Regions from separate parts of the Homo sapiens genome. Here regions 2 and 3 are each linked to region 1. A link is a contact called in ENCODE Hi-C or POLR2A ChIA-PET data. All regions are on one chromosome and are shown on one strand. The core of a region is the stretch at or near the end of the contact, and the rest is flanking DNA. Distances in the headings are between cores, read along the strand shown.

What was found. Hi-C counts contacts between places; a loop is a spot of excess contacts on that map. ChIA-PET counts read pairs that join two places held with the same protein, here RNA polymerase II (POLR2A). Pooled maps may share reads with other maps.
Region 2: a loop to region 1 is called in a map of mammary epithelial cell, with 3 times the contacts of the local background. The contact joins the enhancer-like site here to the promoter of ADTRP in region 1. A Hi-C loop is called at or near these places in 6 of 168 maps with a recorded cell type or tissue (IMR-90, PC-9, chondrocyte and 3 more) and 5 of 50 pooled maps.
Region 3: a loop to region 1 is called in a map of dorsolateral prefrontal cortex, with 19 times the contacts of the local background. The contact joins the enhancer-like site here to the promoter of ADTRP in region 1. A Hi-C loop is called at or near these places in 5 of 168 maps with a recorded cell type or tissue (PC-9, ascending aorta, chondrocyte and 2 more), 1 of 37 single-sample maps with no recorded cell type and 3 of 50 pooled maps. POLR2A ChIA-PET finds 5 or more read pairs at or near these places in 2 of 52 experiments (BJ and endothelial cell of umbilical vein).

Annotation. Positions count from the first base shown.
Region 1 is chr6:11,776,814-11,780,466 of GRCh38, reverse strand. It overlaps ADTRP (androgen dependent TFPI regulating protein), which reads left to right and starts at 1,664. Exons shown (of 6, transcript NM_032744.4): 1 at 1,664-1,860. The coding sequence starts at 1,708.
Region 2 is chr6:11,584,656-11,588,308 of GRCh38, reverse strand. No RefSeq gene overlaps it. Among named protein-coding and RNA genes, the nearest start is that of TMEM170B, 49 kb to the right of the region's middle. Within about 2 kb of position 1,593, at least 2 of the 41 ENCODE cell types and tissues checked have a DNase peak (open chromatin) inside an H3K27ac peak, as active enhancers do; they include IMR-90 and endothelial cell of umbilical vein, where a contact is called at or near this core.
Region 3 is chr6:11,606,055-11,609,707 of GRCh38, reverse strand. No RefSeq gene overlaps it. Among named protein-coding and RNA genes, the nearest start is that of TMEM170B, 70 kb to the right of the region's middle. RefSeq lists an enhancer at 1-394. Within about 2 kb of position 2,052, at least 8 of the 41 ENCODE cell types and tissues checked have a DNase peak (open chromatin) inside an H3K27ac peak, as active enhancers do; they include dorsolateral prefrontal cortex and endothelial cell of umbilical vein, where a contact is called at or near this core.

The DNA.
Region 1 (3,653 bases), core at 415-2,914:
AACAATGTTTAGCAAACAGTAAGTACTATAAAAGTATTAGCTTCTGTTATTATTTGCAATTTAGCCCAGGCTGTGGAGTTTTGTACAGAGTTTTATGTACCCATTTCCCAGATCACCCCTTCCTTTGAGAATGGTTTGCTATGGTCTATGTTTGTGTTCCCTGCAAATTCCTATGTTGAAATCTTAACTCCCAGGGTGATGGCATTAGGAGAGGGGAGCTTTCCGAGGTGATTAGGTCATGAGGGCAGCATCTCCATGAATGGGATTAGTGACCTTATAAAACAGGCCTCAGGGAGCTTGTTTGCCCCTTCTACCACATGAGGACTCAGCCAGAAGGCACTATTTATGAACCAGGAAACCGACCCACATTAAACACCAGGCACTCTGTCAGCATCTTGATGTTGGACTTCCAGCCTCCAGAACTGAGAAATAAATTTCTGTTGTTTCCAAGCTTCCCAGTTTACAGTATGTTGTTATAGCAGCCCCAACAGATGAAAAAAAAAAAAAAAAAAAAAAACATGGTTACAATGCAGAACTCCATGGCGGGCTCAGGTTTGCTCTCCTCCCATCTCCCAATCCTGATATTGGGAGTCTGTTGACTCTTAGGAGGTGGGTTTGTTTATGGTTTGTCCTCCTTGTCCAGCCTACAGTTCTTTCTGCTAGTACTTTTAAGCCCTGGTTAAGTCATTGAAAAGCACCAATTACAGACTTACATAACTGTGTCAGGAGCATTTCTCTGAGGGATTTGCTCACCCCTCGGAGTCAGTTGCCCAGGGAAACAAGCTGGCGATGTCACAAGGCATCCACTTCTAGTTCTTCCTCAGTTCCCTTCTGTGGAACCTGAGTCAGAGCCTAGTCCGGCATGCTGCCTAGCCCAGCCACGTCTCATCCTATTCATGGCAGAGCGGGGACTCTCACCCTCTCCCAGCAATGTCTAAAGTCAGGTATTTTGGGGTCATGGCCATAGTAAGGATGGTCTCCTGTGCTGCTTCTTCCCTCCCAGGGCACAGAAATGCCTATGCAAATGGAGTGTCTAGGACAGCCCTGGGTTACTCTTGGTTCTCTAGGGTATAGTTACAAAAGTGAAAAAAAAAAGAAAAGAAACCATTGGAGCTGCTCCCTGGAGGATCAAAGGTTGTTGCAGACTTTCTAGAATCTCAGAGACCTCAGGAGCAAAATTACAACACACTTTTCCTTTCTACTGTTCATGCCCTAAGCACACCCATGATCTGGTTTATCAACCTGCTCCTCCTTTTCTCAAGAGATAAGGTTGCAACTTCCTTGTTATATGCAAATGAAAAGAAAAGAGACTACAGCCATGGAAGTATTTCGCTAGATTTTCCTAGTATTTCATGCTTACTTCATTTAACCATGCCCCTGCCCCAGTGCCCTAGTGAAACAGTACAATGTACAGCTCTTGCATTGCTACCTGCCCTTCTCAAAGCCCACATGTTGTATTTTATGCAAATCTACAGATTATCTATCATTATCTAAATGCAGGCATCTGAAAACCAGCAGTAATCCTGCCTCTGAAGTTTATCAGGAAAGGAGCTTAAAAGAGAACCAAATTCAGCCTGTGTTGGAACTCTCAGTCCCAGAGGGGTGTGGTTTGTAGCTCTCCGGCCTGCTGTTGGACTTAGGCTGTGACCCACAGAAGGACGCCAGAAAGTACTCAAGACATTCACGGTGCCCCGGTCAGCACTCGCCATGACGAAGACTTCTACATGCATATACCACTTCCTTGTTCTGAGCTGGTATACTTTCCTCAATTATTACATCTCACAGGAAGGAAAAGACGAGGTGAAACCCAAAATCTTGGCAAATGGTGCAAGGTGGAAATATATGACGCTGCTTAATCTGGTAAGTCCATATGTCCGTACCAGGAACCGATCCATTTCTCTAGAATATCAGTGCTGCCACACATATCATCTTTGGATTTTATTAAATACACAATTTTGTTATTTGTCTTCCTTCTTCACCGTTTTGTGAGTTTTGGGTTTTTTGTTTACTTAACAATTTGCTCTGATAAACCCAATTTGGAAATTATCTATAGTTAACATTTCTATGCTGGCTCATTGTTAAATGCTCTCTTGAAAAAAAAAATCTCATCTTGGAGCTCTTTTCAGATGAGCTCAAAGAGGGGACCATGCTAATGGTTTCACCATGGGATTAACTACAAATGCAGGAGGCATTTTGAACTTTGCTTGGGGAAGTCTGTGAAGAGAAGGCAGAGTGGCGTATGGTGTGTAGGAAGTGTAATTTCCAATGAAGGAATAATGCCATTTTACAGCACACACAGACTAACAGATTTATCTAAGAAAAGCAAACACATTTTGCCATGTTCAGCTCCCACCTCAATTTTTTATAGGTTCAGGCTCCATCTTAAAGGACAAATCACCCAACCGAATGGCAAATACACATTTTCAACTATTTAAAAACCAATCTTATGACTTACTCCTTTCTTGTCTTCCTAACCTGGCTGACTGCATTCTGATGAAGTGTGAATGAATGGGAGAAAAGCAGATTATGAAAAATACTTTGAGGAATAGCTTAAAAAAATACTTTTAAAGTTAAAAGCTAATAATGGGGAATCATTTGGGGATGTGAATTAATATTTGAGGTTTTTGACTAAAATCTTGGGTGCCACATAAACATCTGTTTTCAGAATTGTAATCCTCATTTGACAAGCGGAGAATGTATGTGGTCAGAAACTGTGACACTCTGAAATGCTAAGGACGTGGAAATGGAGAGAGTTAAAATCAAAGAGGCCCAAAGTGGCTGCTTCCTCCTCACTGGTTGGTTAGTGGCCTCTTGATTTGGGCCTGAAAAATTGGAACCCTGAACACAGCTCTAGTGTCTTTGAAAACTTCAAGGTGACTACTTGTTTCAATCATGGAATTTTATGAGAAAAACAAACAGAAACAAAACAAAAAATGTTTTTTGTATAACTAGCAGTGCCACAGTAAACAACAACAACAAAAAACCACACACACACACGCGCATACACACACACCCCTAAGGTTTGTGTCTCTATTGGCTTTCTATGAAAAACAGTCCACTAAAAGGGAAGTGTGTCTGTAGTTAGGACTGACTTTCTAATAAAATCCAATTCCAGTATGAATGTCCTACCTCACACTATGTGTGGCTAAGAATAGATTTATCACCACACTCATTAACTAGCTCCCTTACCTCTTTGTATACACACACACACACACACACAACTGATCCTGACTTTTTAATTCTAGCTCACCTACATTTCCAAGAGCCCTTATTTTCCAAGAGTGAGAAAAGTCTCTTATCTTGTCAATGATACTATCATTTCCTAGTGTTAATCCCAATTTTGCTTCCCTGATTGATCAGCTACCAAATCCTATTAGTTTTTCCTTTTACTAAGTTCATCCTTTCTTCTTCAACCTTACTACTGTCTCTCTCATTCCAGGCTTATATTAAGCCTACCTGGATGACCATATCATCTCTTTACTGTCCATTCATGGTCCAATCCAGCCACTTAGATTCCAAATTAATCTTCTCAAAGCACTGGTTTTGGTTTGTTTTTTAATACCATGACCTGGATCTAAAAGTGTGGCCTGCCGCTCAGGAAACCACAGTGGCTCCCTCCTGCCTCATGGACCCAATGTCAAACTCCCGATTCA
Region 2 (3,653 bases), core at 344-2,843, 190 kb after region 1:
AAAAGTTTCAACTTGCATTTACGAGAAAGCAAAAAGAGTTGATGTGTTTTCAGGTTTACTGAAGAAGAAATTGGCATAGAGAGATTAAGTCTAATGTGAGGTCTCATGGGCACAAAGGGTCAGAACCTGGGAGAAGACCCAGGTCTCATATCATCCCCTCTCAGGTAACATGCACAGGGCTTTCAAAAGTCACGAGTCTCAAGAAATAGAAATGCTTTTACGCTATTGATGGGAATGTAAATTAGTTCCACCATTGTGGAAGACAGTGTGGTGATTCCTCAAGGATCTAGAACCAGAAATACCATTTGACCCAGCAATCCCAATACTGGGTATATATCCAAAGAAATATAAATCATTCTACTATAAAGACACATGCACATATGTTTACTGCAGCACTATTTACAATAGCAAAGACATGGAACCAACCCAAATGCCCATCAATGATAGACTGGATAAAGAAAATGTGGTACATATACACCATGGAATACTATGCAGCCATAAAAAGGAATGAGATCATGTCCTTTGCAGGGACATGATGAAGCTGGAAGCCATCACCCACAGCAAAGTAACACAGGAACAGAAACCCAAACACCACATGTTCTCACTCATAAGTGGGAGTTGAATAATGAGAACACATGGACACAGGGAGGGGAACGACATACACCAGGACCTGCTGGTGGGTGGGGGGCAAGGGAAGGGAATCTAGAGGATGAATAAATAGGTGCAGCAAACCACCATGGCACACGTATACCTATGTAACAAACATGCACGTTCTGCACATGTATCCCGGAACTTAAAGAAAAAAAAAAGTCATGAGTCTCTCAAAATTGTAGTTTCCTCAACCCTACATCTCCCACTCATCTCTGTACCTTCTCCTATTTTCCACATCAAAGATAGCACAAGCATCTTCTTTTAACACATTTTGGAGTCACCCACCAACACCAATTCCCACGAAAAGTAAGCCAAGTGTAGTTTTATGAAAATCTGTTTGGTCCTCTTTTTTTTTTCTTTTTTGGCAACAGAGTCTCACTCTGTTGCCCAGGCTGGAGTGCAGTGGTACCATCTCGGCTTACTGCAACTTCCATCTCCCGGGTTCAAGCGATTCTCCTTCCTCAGCCTCCCAAGTAGCTGGGATTACATGTGCCCGCCAACATGCCCGGCTAATTTTTTTGTATTTTTAATAGAGAGGGTGTCTCACCATGTTGGCCAAGCTGGTCTCGACCTCCTGACCTCAAGTGATCCGCCTGCCTCGGTCTCCCAAAGTGCTGAGATTACAGGCATGTGCCATCTGGTGTCTGAAGTTCAGTCCTGATTGAAGACCCTGAGTGCAGGGGCACGTGTGTCCCCATGGCTGCTGTAGGCCACACTATGGGAAAACAAAACTCGCGCTTTTACAACCAGAACTCTGGAGCTGAAAAGACCAACCCTCCCTCTCTGAGTTTGAACTAAATAGTTTGTCTCTGTAGCATAGTAAACAAAGCAGAGCAGCTCATTAGCAACAGGATCTGCAGTGGTTGGTGACTATGTGCACAGCTGATGGGCAAGTCCCGGCCATCTTTCAGGATTCATTTATGCTGGCCGCCTTGGCTTCCTCATCTTGTACATATTTGGTTTAGAGAATGCGAGGAATTTGCTAGCTGAGCAAGTTTATTCATCCTGCTTTCTAACTAGGCTCTTTCCCACTGAGGTATGTTTCTAAAATTTCCCTCAGCAGGCTTTGTTGCAAAAGCAGTGCGGGGTTCAACGGGACAGTTTAAATCTAAAACAAATCCTCCCTAAAAATGCACTGTTCTCTGTCAGGACAGAATCTGGCTCTGTCTTTGAAACAGAAGTGCCTGAACTTATTACCAAAACTTCTAGCAAAGGCTGGAAGGACATCATCCCTCTATGTGCAGACAATACATTGAAAGAGGGCAATGGGACAAAGGTTATTTTCTAAGCACTCACTGCGTGCAACATGAGATGTCATTCCATTTTACTAATGTGAGAACTGACTGTTGCAGAAGTTAAATGACTTGGACAAGTTCAATTACTAAGTGGTAGAGCAGGAATTTAAAACCGAGTCTCATGACACAAGGCAGATTGCACTATGTGTGCGTAACCCCAAGTTGACCAACTGTATAACTAAATGTCACTAAGAAAGCGTAGACTACTAAATTAGATACTAAGATATCAAGGCTTGCATCTGTAATCCTAGCTATTTGAGAGGCTGAGGCAGGAGGATTGCTTGAGGCTAGGAGTCGGAGACCAGCCTGGGCACCAAACACAGTGTGACTCTCTCTAAATAATAAATAAAATACACTAGGTAAAATAAATAAATTAGATAAAACCATTATGCATTGAGTTGGAATTTAAGAAAAATATATAAATCAAAGTCTAGATTAATGACTTACAAAAATCATAAACTAAAGTGATTTTCTAATTTGCAAACAATCCTGATAGGTTGTTTCTAATTTGCAAACAACCTATCTTAATAATTCTTTGGAAAGTTACATTGGCTAGTGATGACATGAAGAAACCTTAATTTTTCTCATATTTAATTTTCTGGTGTGCATTTCTTTTGGAAAAAAAACATTAAATGTATCATATGGAAATGAATCCAAAAGTAACAATCAGTTAATTTCAGTTCATAGGTAATGTCCAAGGCAAAAGCAAGGAGAAAAATAAAATAGAACCACTGCACCATCTAGTGACGGAACTCTTGCTTTACAAGAAAACCACCTGATGCAATTACATTTTGCCAATCAGTCCCCAGAACTTTCTGAGCCTGAAAAATATTCATAAAATTGTCCAAAAGAAGAATGCCTAGTGACAATGAATCATAGAAAATTAAGAGCAGACAGGATAGATTCCTAAGTTTCCATTTGGAAGCTAGAGGCAAACCCAATTTTTAGTCCTCAAAGAGTGGGTGCCATGGATCCTGTTTACTTTCCCCTCTGCACCCAGAAGCTTGATGTAGTATTTTATGAGCTAATAAGGGTTTGAAGCCAGGCATGGTGGCACACACCTGTAATCCCGGCTACTCAAGGGGCTAAGGAGAAGGACTGCTTAGGCCCAGGAGTTCGAGACCAACCTGGGCAACACAGTGAGCGATCCACTCTCAAAAACAAAATAATAAAGGTTCAACTGCAAAACACAGATGGTGTAAGGATGTATTCAGTAAATCTGAAATGTTTCTCCACAAGCCTGACTAGGACTCATTCATAATGGTAAACACAAGGCTCAGTTTAAGACTAAAGCGTCTTTCTTCTAATTACCTTTCCCTGTAGTTTTGTCCAATGTAGGTGGTGATAAATCTGAAATTTACTAGCCAGGCATGGTGGTGCACATCTGTATTCCTAGCTACTGGGGAGGCTGAAGAGGGAGGATCACTTGAACCCAGGAGGTCAAGGCTGCAGTGAGCTAATTACACCACTGCACTCCAGGCTGGGCAACAGAGTCAGATCTCATCAATCACTCATTAAATCTGAAATAAGTAAATCCGAAATTTAATGTCTTATTTGAATGCTCTGCAAATAACAAAATGCCCAAAGAAAACTGACTTATTTTTTTAAATTACAAAAATATTACTTCAAGGGCCAAAAAAGATACTAGAACTAAAATAGAAAACTTTTTTGGGATCTCAAGATTTATATTTTGTCCAAGATGTTAAC
Region 3 (3,653 bases), core at 803-3,302, 170 kb after region 1:
CCCAGACAGGATGTTGGGAAGACGCCCGGCATGAGCCTTGCTGGGCAAGAGACGCCAACCGGACCAAGAATGTGGGCCAGTCCCCCAGGAAGTTATTCATGAGCCTGCACTGTATGATAAACAGGCAACCAAAGCCTTTTCTAAACAACTAAAATAACAATGCTCCAAATTCCAGAAAATCCTCAAACAATGACTGGACATTCCTTATCCCCTATTTGCTTATTTGTTCACCAAGTACTTTCAAAGAAACCAGAAACTGAAGTTCTGACTTGGGTTTCAGAGCAGGAATAAAGTGTGAGAAGATGTGCTGGCCACGCCGCACTCCCTGGGGACATTCTTCCTTTCAGGGGAGTCTCCCCTTGCCACGCCAGCCCAGCCTTCCAGAACCCTTGTCACTCCCAGTGGCAGTTGAAGGCTGAAAGCCAGCATGGACTAGCTTTAAGACAGGTCAGCAGGATGGGGCCGAAAACAGGGAGAAGCTTCTATGGTTTACGGGATCAAAAGATGTAAATTGGTCAGGTTAGAAAATTATTCCTGAATAAGCAAAAAAACTATTCGGGGAGCTGGAAATGTGCTATATATCTACATGACTTGAAAGAGATATCAAAATTCCTTGAGGGCATGTATTGTTTAAATTGTAATATACATTCACTTGCTACACAATGACACTTCAGTCAAAGGCAGATGCATATACAATGGTGGTCCTGTAAGATGATAGTATTTTTACTGTACTTTTGTATGTTTAGCTACACAGATACTTACCATTGCATCCCAGTGGTTTATAGTATTCAGTACAGTACCATGGGGTCCAGGTTTGCAGCCTAGGAATGATAGGGTCTACCGTATAGTGTAAGTGTGTAGTGGGCTATGCCACCTCGGTTTGTGTAACTCTGATGGTCACACAACGATGAAATAACCTAATGAAGCATTTCTCAGAAGAGATCCTCATTGTTAAGCAGCACATAACTGTGTATGTATAATAGTATGATTATATGTGTGTGTACACATATATAATGTATACATAATTTGCATAATTATGAAATAATATTCTGTACACATATATAATGTATACATAATAATTTACATAATTATGAAATAATATTCTGAGTATCATTTTATAGATATAAATGTCTACAGAATCTAAGTCTGCAAGTAGTAAGATGACGGGTGGATATATGCACATATATCTTCTAACACTTGTTTATAGGTAAGACCCATTCTTCATTGGAAGAAATAGAAACTCTTGTCATTTTTCTCACTGGTTCAGTAAAATTGCACTTGGAAACTTCAATGCAATCTTCTCTCTACTGTCCCGGCTGCAGGCCAGAACACCCAGTTTCTTCTTTTTTGCTGTGGGGCTTAAGACTCTAATGTATGCGGTTTATCTATTCTTTACTGTTGGCAATCTGTATCCCACACTCCCCTCTCCCTTATAATGAGAGCTTTGAAGGGAACAATTTTTTGTTGTTTCCTTGTTCCCCAAGTACACAAAGCAGTGACTGGCACATACTAGACACTCAAAATTAATTTTGAATGAATAAATGCATCTAGCCTCACTTCCAAAATTCAAAAACACCAGATATTTACCAGACACCAGTGAATACTTCTGATTAATGTGGACCTAAATGGAAGACTGGATTGGTATTAACATGGTACTTTCTGGAGAATAGAAAACTCAAACCCACAAACATACAATTAGGATTTGACAAAAGGGCCATCACGGGTGTCAAGAAGGATACATTTTAATGGGACAGACAGAAGAACCTGGACCATCTGGAACAACACACAGAAATGAGCCCCTGCCCACAAGCCCAAGGAATCTCTACCCTTAGACATCCTTGAAGCCAGTGCTCTGAAATGGCCAGTTTCCATCTTGTCTGTTGGTAGAAGAAAGGCTGCAAAGAGAGACTTCAGGATTTTCCCAAGCTCTCTTTTCCCAAGATTCTGTGAATTTCTCCGTCCATCTCCCAGGGGCAGGAATTCACACCACATCAAACCTCCCGACAATGCTGGCAGCGTGGCTGGTGTGAAAGAGACTCTGGACTTGGATCAAGAAGGGATGGAGTAGAGTGAGGCTGAGATCAAAAAGCAGGAAGAACAGCCTGGGGAAAGAGCTGGGGAGGAGCTGGCTCTGCTCTTTGCACTTACACCGGTTTCTACTGGACCAGCTTTAGTTCTGCAGCATTTTCCAGAAAGCCTTTTCCTGGCAACGTTGAGATTATTTCTAAAATAAACACAAACCACTTTGCATCTCTCTCCGTAGGCTGTGATGAACAGAAAGAGGCCTTGGAGAGCCGTGGGACTCAGGAGCTGGAGCCAGGCTTGAGACGGGGTCCAGAAGGAGCAAGATGGGATGCCTTTGGACTGAGACCTTAAATTCCACCCAGTTTATTACAACCATGCTCACTCCTCTACCTGCCCTGCCCCAATCGGTGCAAACTGCCTTCTCCAGTCTTGCTTCCTCTCTAATCCATAGGTTGTCTCTGTTTTAAGAAGGCAAGTGGCCAGTGAGAGCCTTAAACTACCTTAGTGTTCTCTAAATAAGATATGCCTCCATGGAGTTGTAAAAGTGGATCTTTGCATGTCACAAAATCACATATGCATGCCAGGGCCCTTTTTGCCATGGTGGGGAGTGGAGGGATGCAGTGAGACATGCTATATATTTCTTGTCTTTAAGACAACAATCTTGTTAAGAATGAAGACCAATTCTAATTGAATCCTAAATTCCTTTCCTTACCAACTGCAACAAGAGATGCCAATGCAAATCTATTTCTAGACTGAGATAGCTTCAAATTAAATTTGGAATAAAATTTCAGGAGAAGGGTCATTTCTGGCTTTCAAAGGCAAACCCAGAATCAGGCAGCCCCACTTCCTGTTAGGGTCACTTTCCCCTCTGAAAATGAATGATACATGGAGGCAGGGAGATGACAGGTGTTTAAAATTTAAACCATGTTGCCTGGGGTGGGTGCCGATCCTGGCATGCCGCCCTGGCACCCACATGATAATGAGGTGCTTGGCTGGAATCTCTGGCTGAGGGCTTTTGTTGGAAAAGGTAGCAGGCAAGCCCAAATAGCTCCCCAACAGATATAATGGCTTAATTATTACTTTAATCAGTAAGGCCGAGGTTCCTTAAAGGGCAGCTTCCTTCCCTTAGTTTTTTTCATCCCACTGGCTGCACTCACAGCTGACTGTTCTGAGCACGGTCCTGTAACGAGAGGGCACATGGCCAACTGGATCTTAAACCAGCTTTGTGCACTGTAAACAAGATGTACTCTAATTATAAAAGAGGGTAAATGGAAGAGCCCAACAGGCGGAGGAAATTGAACATGGGTACAGAGTCGGTTGACTCAGAGGTTAACTACCCATTGAAATGGAGTCTAAAATGAGAAGCGACCTTTCTTCAGCACGGTTTTCATTCCATGCTTGATCCACAAAGGAACAGATACTCCACAAGATAAAGGCACCCGTGGCTAGCGGACAGCCTTGACTTGGTTCGTTGGATTTTCACAAGCTTGCCAAAAAAAAACAAGGGGGTGGGCGAGGAGCATCTGCTTTTTACAAAGAGACTGAAATGTAAAATTAATGTTCCAGGTCTTGTTTTAGAAACATGCACCTCAGAGCAGCTAGGCTGCACTGTTTCTGTCTGAAAGGTT